Regions from separate parts of the Homo sapiens genome. Here region 2 is linked to region 1. The links are chromatin contacts, found by POLR2A ChIA-PET in ENCODE. All regions are on one chromosome and are shown on one strand. Each heading gives the region's core, a stretch centred on a gene start or an enhancer-like site at or near the end of the contact. The rest is flanking DNA. Distances are from core to core; before and after follow the strand shown.

Evidence for each region. ChIA-PET counts read pairs that join two places held with the same protein, here RNA polymerase II (POLR2A).
Region 2: POLR2A ChIA-PET joins it to region 1 with 14 read pairs in activated naive CD4-positive, alpha-beta T cell. The contact joins two enhancer-like sites. POLR2A ChIA-PET finds 5 or more read pairs at or near these places in 2 of 52 experiments (AG04450 and activated naive CD4-positive, alpha-beta T cell).

What each region holds. Positions count from the first base shown.
Region 1 is chr11:75,201,709-75,206,500 of GRCh38, reverse strand. It overlaps SLCO2B1 (solute carrier organic anion transporter family member 2B1), which reads right to left. Exons shown (of 14, transcript NM_007256.5): 12 at 3,536-3,600; 13 at 3,074-3,194; 14 at 1-2,101. The coding sequence ends at 1,921. TPBGL-AS1 (TPBGL antisense RNA 1) reads left to right here. Exons shown (of 6, transcript XR_950308.4): 6 at 1-463. Among named protein-coding and RNA genes, the nearest start is that of TPBGL-AS1, 22 kb to the left of the region's middle. RefSeq lists an enhancer at 2,675-3,541. Within about 2 kb of position 1,385, at least 3 of the 41 ENCODE cell types and tissues checked have a DNase peak (open chromatin) inside an H3K27ac peak, as active enhancers do.
Region 2 is chr11:75,368,447-75,372,833 of GRCh38, reverse strand. No RefSeq gene overlaps it. Among named protein-coding and RNA genes, the nearest start is that of ARRB1, 19 kb to the right of the region's middle. Within about 2 kb of position 2,758, at least 4 of the 41 ENCODE cell types and tissues checked have a DNase peak (open chromatin) inside an H3K27ac peak, as active enhancers do.

The DNA of each region.
Region 1 (4,792 bases), core at 136-2,635:
ACAATTTGGACAGGTGAGGATTCAGAAATCCTCATGACCTTATTCCATTTTTGAAACCATTAGTAGACGAAGACACTCAAACAAAAATTAGACCAGAATATAAAGATTGGAAAAGATGTAATATACAAGCAATAATGGTGAGCAATGAATCCAGTAAAACCTAAATCTAAGTTAATGGAAATGATGTGGTTGTTGCAAACCTCTAATGCAGTTTATGAAGAAAGAATTTTTGTAATAGAAGAGACATTATGCAAGAACAAATTTAATAATAAGCTGTATCTATAATTCCAGACTTTTTTTCCCTGCAAAACCTGGGAAACAAGAGGGATGAAGGAATATAAACATCCTAAAAGCCTCATATTGTTGAAGGAGACTTTGAAATTCTTGGCGTTGATAGATACATGCTCAGATATTTATTAAACATTTACAGATACCAACCAGCAAAATAAAAAGGGAATTGGAACTTCTGTACCTCCCTTTTCTTTTATCATGTGGGAAAGTCTCAAAGCCCTGGCACTGGGAGCTGCTCAGAAGGCAAGGGCCACATGTGCCCCCAGCTTCCCCCCACCCCCAGCACAGGGCCAGGAAGCCACTGCTGGTGGCTCCCTGTCTGCTGCCTCCCGAGCAGTAGGTCCCAGCGAGGTGGGGTGGTAATAGGTTGGGCTGGGAGCAGATTAGCAAACCCTCTCCTCCCCGCAAGGAAATAACCAGGCCAGATAAGACTAGCCATAAAACAAAACAAGGGCTGATGTAGAAAAGGATTGGATCATAAGACACGAGCAAGCCATAGCATCACTCATTACACAGAGCTGAGCTTTACTGCTCCCAGCACTACAGTCCTGGGCCTGACACCAGCCCAGGCATCGGAGAACCAGGTGCCACCCCCAAAAAACAGTGTCACAGAACTAAACATTATCCACACTGCCCCAGGTGACACAGACCCAGGCACCCAGGAGAAAATAGAGAAATTAGGATCCTAGTCACAAAGGTCACAGGGACTTTGGTGGCCCCTGGTCACATGTGTGAAATCTTGGCAATGTGTAGGAATCAGTGAGTGCGCGCTGAGTGTGTGTTTGTCTGAAATTAGAAAATACCCAAGTGTGGGCCTGAGTCTCCCTCCCTACCCCAGGGCCCAGACTTGCCCACCCAGGGCCCTAAGGCAGGTGTTGGGCCTCACCCTCAACCGTGGCTCCCTGAGGGCAAGGGCTAGAATTTCCTGAGATGGAGAGTGAGTCTCCCCGCTTCAGCTAAGGATTCCTGGGGCCCCCACACAGGCCTCTTGAAGGCCCTGCCAAGTCTGGGTGTCCCACTCCTGAGGCCAGCTCCGTCCTCCCTGTGGGAGTCTACCCAGGGTCCAGCTCAGTGCTCTGCCTCCAGGGGGCGCCAAAGGGACACTTCTTAAAGGCTGCTGGAGTTGGGGAGGAGAGCTGAGTGTACCCTGACCGCACAGATGGTCATAGCTGAACGAGCCTGAAGGCTGGCAAGTTCATTCCTACCTGACAGGAGATGGCTAAGGCTCAAAGAAGGTGATCCAGGCGAGTGCAGACCTGGGCTGGGGCCCAGCATGGAGGGCAGCCTGGCCCACTATGGCTCACTTTGCTATCCTAGGGCCCCAGGGAAAGGTATACTTCTTTCCACCCAGGAAAGCCTGGCCCCAGGACAGCTGGCTGGCTGGGGGAAGGAGGAAGAAGACCCTCTTGCTCCAGAAATGGCCAACACAGCAAATGCCCAAACAACTCTTTGGTTCAGACTAGCAAGCAAAGGCTGAGAGAGGATCAATGTCTTGCCTGAAGTCACACAGCAATTTAGTGGAGGAGCCAGAATGGAACACAGGGCTCTTGACACCCAATCTTGGGCAAAGGACTCAGAGGAGGTACTGCTGTGGCTGCTACTCTTGGCCAGGTGGGGCCCCAAGACAGCTCACACTCGGGAATCCTCTGGCTTCTTCCCTGGCCCCGACACTAGCAATTGCTGCTCTACGGCAGGGCTGGATCTGCTCTCTTTGGTCCTTGCCTCTTTGTCCTGCTGCCTCAGGACAGCCAAAACTAAGGCGAAGCAGATCACAGAACCTGTTTTGAAGAAGAACTGGAGGCCGATGAACCTGGGGAAAGAATGGGGACCCTTGAACTCAAGAGCTGCCAGGCCAGGGCATGGACGTCAGCAGTCATCACTCATTGTGAAATCAGAGATACTGAGGCCTCAGGGAGACATTGACCTCTGCTGTGGCTCTTCCCTGGAGGAGGGGGAGAGGCTCTGCAGAGGAGCCCTGGGTGGGAGCAGAGGCCTGGCCATCTTCATCGCCCTGTCCTGGACTCTGCTCTGTGGCCTGGCCTGGCCCTGCCTCTCTCCGAGCCCAAGGGCTCAGGGGGCCTGACAAGTGCAATTTTATATTGCGCCACCTGCCACAAGAACAAACGGATTCCCTCTCCCCTGTTTAACTATCAAAGCCCTTGTTTGACTTTTCCTTTTCTAGGAAGCCCCCTGTGGACAGTCCCAGCCCACAGAAACTGTGCCCTCCTCACCTCCTCAGAGCTGAAAGTGACCAGCTCCCTGTCCCCAGCCCTGCTAGCAAGTCCTCTCCACATCCATCCCAGGCCAGCCGCCTCTGTGCCTTCAGGTTCCTTTGAGTTCCCCTTTGTACAGATGGGAAGACTGAGCCCCAGACAAGATAAGTCCCATGATGAGGGAGACAGAGCTGGGCCTGAAACCCAGGCCTCCTGTGTCCTAGACAGGGCTTTCTCCCCAGCCCTTCACCCCAAGTCCCTCTCGCAGCATGGCTGCTCCTCTGTTTCTCCCCAAGTTCCTGCATAGACTCTGTGGTCAAGGCCCAGCTCTGCAAGTTATTAGCTGTGTGACCTTGGGCTACTTGCTTTAACTGTCACTTTCCTCATCTATAAAAGGAGGGGGGCAGTGTTTAGCTTGAAGGACTGGTGAGCTCAGCACTGAATATATAATGACACCTGTCACCTAGCAGGTAGACTTAAATGAAACCTCCCCTCCCTGCTGGTATCCTGCCTGGGACTCTGAGAGTATTTCCAGCACCCTTCCCACAAGCCATCAAACCAGGTCTCACCGGTTTCGGAGCAGGTCATTATTGTAGTAGCGACAGACAGCTCGACGCCCACAGCTCAGGGCCCAGTGCACACAGGTGGTGTCGATGGCGCTGCCGTGGATCACGGGGCTGGGCATCCAGGCTGAGGGAGGTGGTGCTCAGGGGACAATGAAGGCCCACCGTCCTACCCTGCCCCCTCCCTGGCATGTACAACCCCTCAGGGGCTCTGGGTTACTGGGGCCTCTTGGCTGTCTGGCCCTCAAGCCCGCCCCACCCCTGCATCCGAGGTGGCTTCCTGACGGGCTGTCTAGACTCTGCCTCTATACCCCGCTCTAGGAGAGCTGGGCCAGGTCTGTCACCCCATGAGCTTGTGAGCCCTAAGATCAGGGATTGAATTCCGCTCATGCCTGTGCCCCAGGCCTGGCACACAGTGGGCATCTGGACCCCATCACCACCACCAATGGTCCCAAGCAAGATCTTTACCCAAAATCCTCAGGAACATGAACTGGATGCCCACAGCCAAAGTCTTGTCTTCTTTCTTCACTCCTCTAACAAGCAGAGACATGGGCAACATGAGGTTGGAGGGGTTCCAGCCCCCAAGGGCCATGCATCAACGTTGAAGGGTTCTTATTATGCCCTTCTCTCCCACCACCCAGAGCCAGCCTCTCTCCCATCTGATGATCTAGGCTGGGGGCTCAGGGACGTACCCCATCCTTTTTCAACCTGCAGAGCCTGGTCCCATATACAAGACAACACACCCACTGACCATCAGGGTCCTGTGCTGACCTCTGTATGTTTCTGGTCACAGACATCACTCCTCTTCCTCCACCCACTGGTCCCATCAAATTCTCCCCTTACTCCTACAGTTGGCAAGACCTGGAGCTGGGACAGTCAGACACTTCCCCAGCATCCCCAACCACTGTAACGCCAGCTCCTGCCAGACAACACCAGTGGCTGGCATTTATGGAGCGCTTACTACGGGCTCAGTAACTCTGCCCTGCAACCCCACATCACTCCTATGAGCGAGGTGTACATTAGCCCCATTTTACAGATAAGGAGACTGACACTTAGACAGATTCAATAACTTGGCCAAGATCTCATGGCTGACAGCGGTCAGGGCCTGTATCCACGCAGCCCTGAGGCTGTGTTCTCAACTCCTTTTAGTCAGGCTGCCTGTTGGGCATCTGATTCCTCTATTTTCTCTCCCAGGCCAGCTTGTGTTCTAGATCTACATGTCTTCTGGTATTTGCAAGAGGCTCCATTTCCCTTCTAATTTCCTAGAAAGTAGATAGTGAATAAAATAATCCCAGGAGAAGGAAAATGGAAATTATCTTGCTCTGAGGTCCCTGTGATATTGTGAGATGTGTATTTGGTCTTCCCGGCATACACTCCTAAAATTCTTGGAATGTTCAAAGTGAAAAGTGTCTTTTTGTATGCTAATGAGTTGATTGATGGTGAGCAGCCCCTAGTAGCTTCAGGCTGGGGCTTGGTCACCAGAGGGACCAAGGCAGGATTAGAGGGTTAGGACTTTCAGCCCCAACCTCCAGCAAGGGGAGAGGGGCTGAAGGTTGAGGTGACTGCCAATATCCAGTGATTTAATCAATCATGCCTACATAATGAAGCTTTGGCGAGCTTCCGGATAGCTGAACACATGGAGGTCCCTGCAGGATGCAGCCAGGGAGGGCATGAAAGCTCCTCCCCCATACCTCACCGTATGCATCACTTCATCTGTATCCTTTG
Region 2 (4,387 bases), core at 1,509-4,008, 160 kb before region 1:
GAAATTCATTCACGGAGTGAGTGGTAATTTTGTGCCAGACTGGCCCCATGCAGGCAATGAGGATGGAGACAGGATGAAAAATTGTCCCTGCTGTCAAGGGAGCTCATCACTCACAGGAATAAAGCATCCAGGAACAGTTTTCTTGAGGGCAGGGACTGTATCTTCTCATCTTGCTGTCCCAGTTTTCAGCACAGTGTCTGGAACATTCCAAATGTCTACCCGCCTTTCCTCCCCCAACAAAAAATTAGCTAGTTAAGGTTTAAGTTCCCCAAGCATCTATAACAAGAGTGAAGAGGTTGACCTGAGTAATTATTTGATTTTTCCTCATCTGTCAAAAGGACTGTTTTTGTTAGCTGGTTTGTTGACTTTTGCTTTCATCTATCTGGGTGTGTCTGTTGATATTTGTCTGAGTCAACTGTTTAACTGCAAGGAACTTGGCCGTTCTGATTCTAGGCGTTCCTCTCAGTCCTTGAGTGAGTGAATATCTAAGTCAGCATTAGGGCTTTTCCCTCCTGGTCTTCCAGTTTCCACGGGAGTGAGGAGGCAGGAGAAGGGGTTAAAATCTGAAACCAGACCAGTCTGGGTTCAAATCCTGGCCTGACAACTTACTAGCTGGGAGGTCTTGGGCAGCTGAGACTAAAGCTCCCTTCACGTTGCTTCCAGCCCCATCTGCCCCTCCTGCTCCTCACCCCTCATAACCAACCACCCCAATAAAGAGAAGGAAGGGGTAAAGTCCAGACCCCAGGACTCAGGGCTGGGCAGGAGGCAGAGCTTCCATGAGGCAGTCTATGCCCAAAGCCAGCCGCCTCATTTATGTTCATGGTCAAGGGCTCTTTACAACAAAACCTGGGCTCCCCGGCTGAAGATTGTTTCTGAGGATCTTTTGTGGCTGCAGCTCTAAACACCTTTTGGCTCCTAACCTAAACTTCCTGAACTTTCTGAGAGGTTCAGAGATAAATTAGAGCATTGTTTGGCTATCTTTAATCCCATCTGGCACTCAAGTATCCATAGCCTGTGTAACCAGGGGAGCTCTTAACGAAGTTTGGTAAACAGAAAAATACAGAAGATTTCTAGACCCCGGACACCTGCTTCAGTATTTATGCAGGAACAGGGGATCCCAAATTTCTATATTGACTGGACCCCCAAGAAAAAGTCCTTTAAGACCTAAAGAAACTGTAGATAATCTTTTGATTCTAAAAAACCTGAAGATTTGAGAGAGGTTGAAGCAGGCTGAACTTGAAGGCAATCCAAATGGTTATTTCAAGAGGCAGTAGTGATTAAGACAAGGGATTTGGCCAGGCATGGTGGCTCATGCCTGTAATCCCAGCACTTTGGGAGGCCGAGGCGGGCGGATCACGAGGGCAGGAGATCGAGACCATCCTGGCTAACATGGTGAAACCCCGTCTCTACTAAAAATACAAAAAATTAGCCGGGCGTGGTGGCGGGTGCCTGTAGTCCCAGCTACTCGGGAGGCTGAGGCAGAAGAATGGCGTGAACCTGGGAGGCAGAACTTGGAGTGTGCTGAGATTGTGCCACTGCACTCCGGCCTGGGCGACAGAGCGAGACTCCGTCTCAAAAAAAAAAAAAAAAAAAAAAAGACAAGGGATTTGACCTTCAAGCAGGAACAGAACAGTCACTGTAGATTTTGGATACTGTTTGGATCAGTAAAGAAGGAAATGTAATTCCAGGTCCCTAAACTGAGGCTGTCCAAATGGGAGCGTTCCACTGTAGCCTGGGAGAGATTTAAGAGAGACATATAAACTAAATGCAATAAATATACTTTGGGTCCAGATTTAAACATACCAACTGTAAAAAGAAAAAAAATGAGATATTTAGAGAAATTTGAAAATTGACTAGATATTTGAGATTGACCTGATCTTGATAACCATTGAAGTTGAGTGATGATGGGTACATGAAGTTCATTTTGCAATTTTTTTCTACTTCGGCATATGTTGAAATTTTTCTCAAAGTAAAATAAAATAAGGTCAATAAAAAAAGAAATATTCCAAATGTTCAGATCAAGTTCTTCTCTTTCCTTACATATCATCAATTGCTTAAAATCATGCCACAGTTTCATATTTGAATCACAATTTTCTGGTATAGTTTTGTGTTTTTTCTGGAGTTTCTTGACACTTTTCCTATTCCTTTTTGAGAGAAGAACTGTGTGCTTTCTTTACCATATGACTAAGAGCTTCTAGCTTCTTAATTGTACTGTCTATGGACTGAAATTCCCTTTTTTCTTAAAAACATTTTAAAGACCCGCCCGGCGCGGTGGCTCACGACTGTAATCCCAGCACTTTGGGAGGCTGAGGCGGGCGGATCACCTGAGGTCCGGAGTTTGAGACCAGCCTGGCCAACATGGAGAAACCCCATCTCTACTAAAAATACAAAATTAGCTGGGTGTGGTAGTGCATGCCTGTAATCCCGTCTACTCTGGAGGCTGAGGCAGGAGAATGGCTTGAACCCGGGAGGTGGAGGTTGCTGTGAGCTGAGATCGTGCCATTGCACTCCAGCCTGGGCAACAAGAGTGAAACTCTGCCTTGAAAAAAAAAAAACAAAAACGTTTAAAAGACATTGTTATCGCAGTCTTCTGTTTCCATGTTCTAATTTAAATCAAATACTTCCTGGCAGTTACCATTGTGGGACTTCTTTTTCAATGTGCATGTAAGTTAGTTCTGTGGTTTCTTGGTTACTATGTGACTTAGGTCCGGCCTCCTAGGAAGCAGAGGCTGGGACAGGGATTTTGGTGACAGTGACCAACTGAGGAAGTGATCTCAGGAGAAGAGGAAGGAGGGAAGCAGGGTAGGGCGGGGGAAGAAAGCTAAGCTACGAAGTGTTCTTGGCTGGAGACCAGTCTCAGCCTGGTGCCACCTTGAGACAGGGGGCATTTTGTACAGCAACTCACAGCAGCTGGGAATGGGTGCAGCAGCCTGGTGAAGGGGATTTGAGTGGACTGATGGCATCATCCACAACTCTGGGGTCTGCAAATTTAAGCATGCACCACATCACTTGGAAGGGTGGTAAAGACACAGACTGCTGCCCTCAAACCCCAGAGTTTCTGACTCAACAGGTTGGGATGGGCCCTACATTTGCATTTTTAACATGTTCCCAGATGCTGCTTCTGGAACTATATCTTGAGAATGACAGCACTACATTATATCTGATTTTTTGTTTTTTCTGGATTACAATCTCAAGTAATTTTTTCAGCAAAAGCACGTGACTGGCCAAGTGTGGTGGCTCACGCCTATAATCCCAACACTTTGGGAGGCTGGGATGGGAAGATCACTTGAGCCTCAGGAGTTCGAGACCAGCCTGGGCAACATGGAGAAACCCCATCTCTACAAAAAATACAAATATTAGCCAAGTGTGGTGGTGTACACCTGTAGTCCCAGCTACTTGGGAGGCTGAGGTGGGAGGATCAGTTGAGCCCAGGAGGTCAAGGCTGCAGCGAACTGTGATGGTGTCACTGCACTCTAGCCTGGGCGACAGGGCAAGTCTCAAAAAAAAAAAAAAAAAAAAGATAAGAAAAGAAAAGAATGTGTGGGAGGTAAATTTTATTGCTTCTCAGAATTTTGCCCCTAAGCTTGTTTTGTGGCTTAACTGTTCAAAACCATTTCCCCTTAGAACTATACAGACCATTGTTTTATAGCTTCTAGCTTCAGAGAAGCCCAGTGCTCATTTGATCTTCATTCCCTTGCAGATAATGTTTGTTTGTTTCTGATTTCCAGAAGGTCTTGGACTTTCTGAAACCTCATGAATCCCTAGGATTCTGCTCAGCATTCAACGGACACTTTTAATGTAAAGACTCGTTTTTTTGTTGTTACTGCTCTGGGAAATTTTCTTCTAGTATTTCTCTGATTATTTTTCTTTCTTTCTTTTTTTTTTTTTTTGAAACAGAGTCTTGCTCTGTCACTGGAGTGCAATGGCATGATCTCGGCTCACTGCAACCCCTGCCTCCTGGGTTAAAGCGATTCTCCTGCCTCAGCCTCCCGAGTAGCTGGGATTACAAGCATGTGCCACCACGCCCAGCTAATTGTTGTATTTTTAGTAGAGACAGGGTTTCACCACGTTGGTCAGGCTGGTCTTGAATTCCTGACCTCGTGATCCACCTGCCTCGGCCTCCCAAAGTGCTGGGATTACAGGGATAAGCCACCATGCCTGGCTCTTTTTTTTTTTTTTTTTTTTTTTTGAGACGGAGTCTCGCTCTCGCCCAGTCTGGAGTGCAGTGGCGGGATCTCGGCTCACTGCAAACTGCCTCCCAGGTTCACACCATTCTCCTGCCTCAGCTTCCCGAGTAGCTGGGACTACAGGCACCTGCCACCACGCCCGGCTAATTTTTTTGTATTTTTAGTAGAGACGGGATTTCACCGTGTTAGCCAGGATGGCC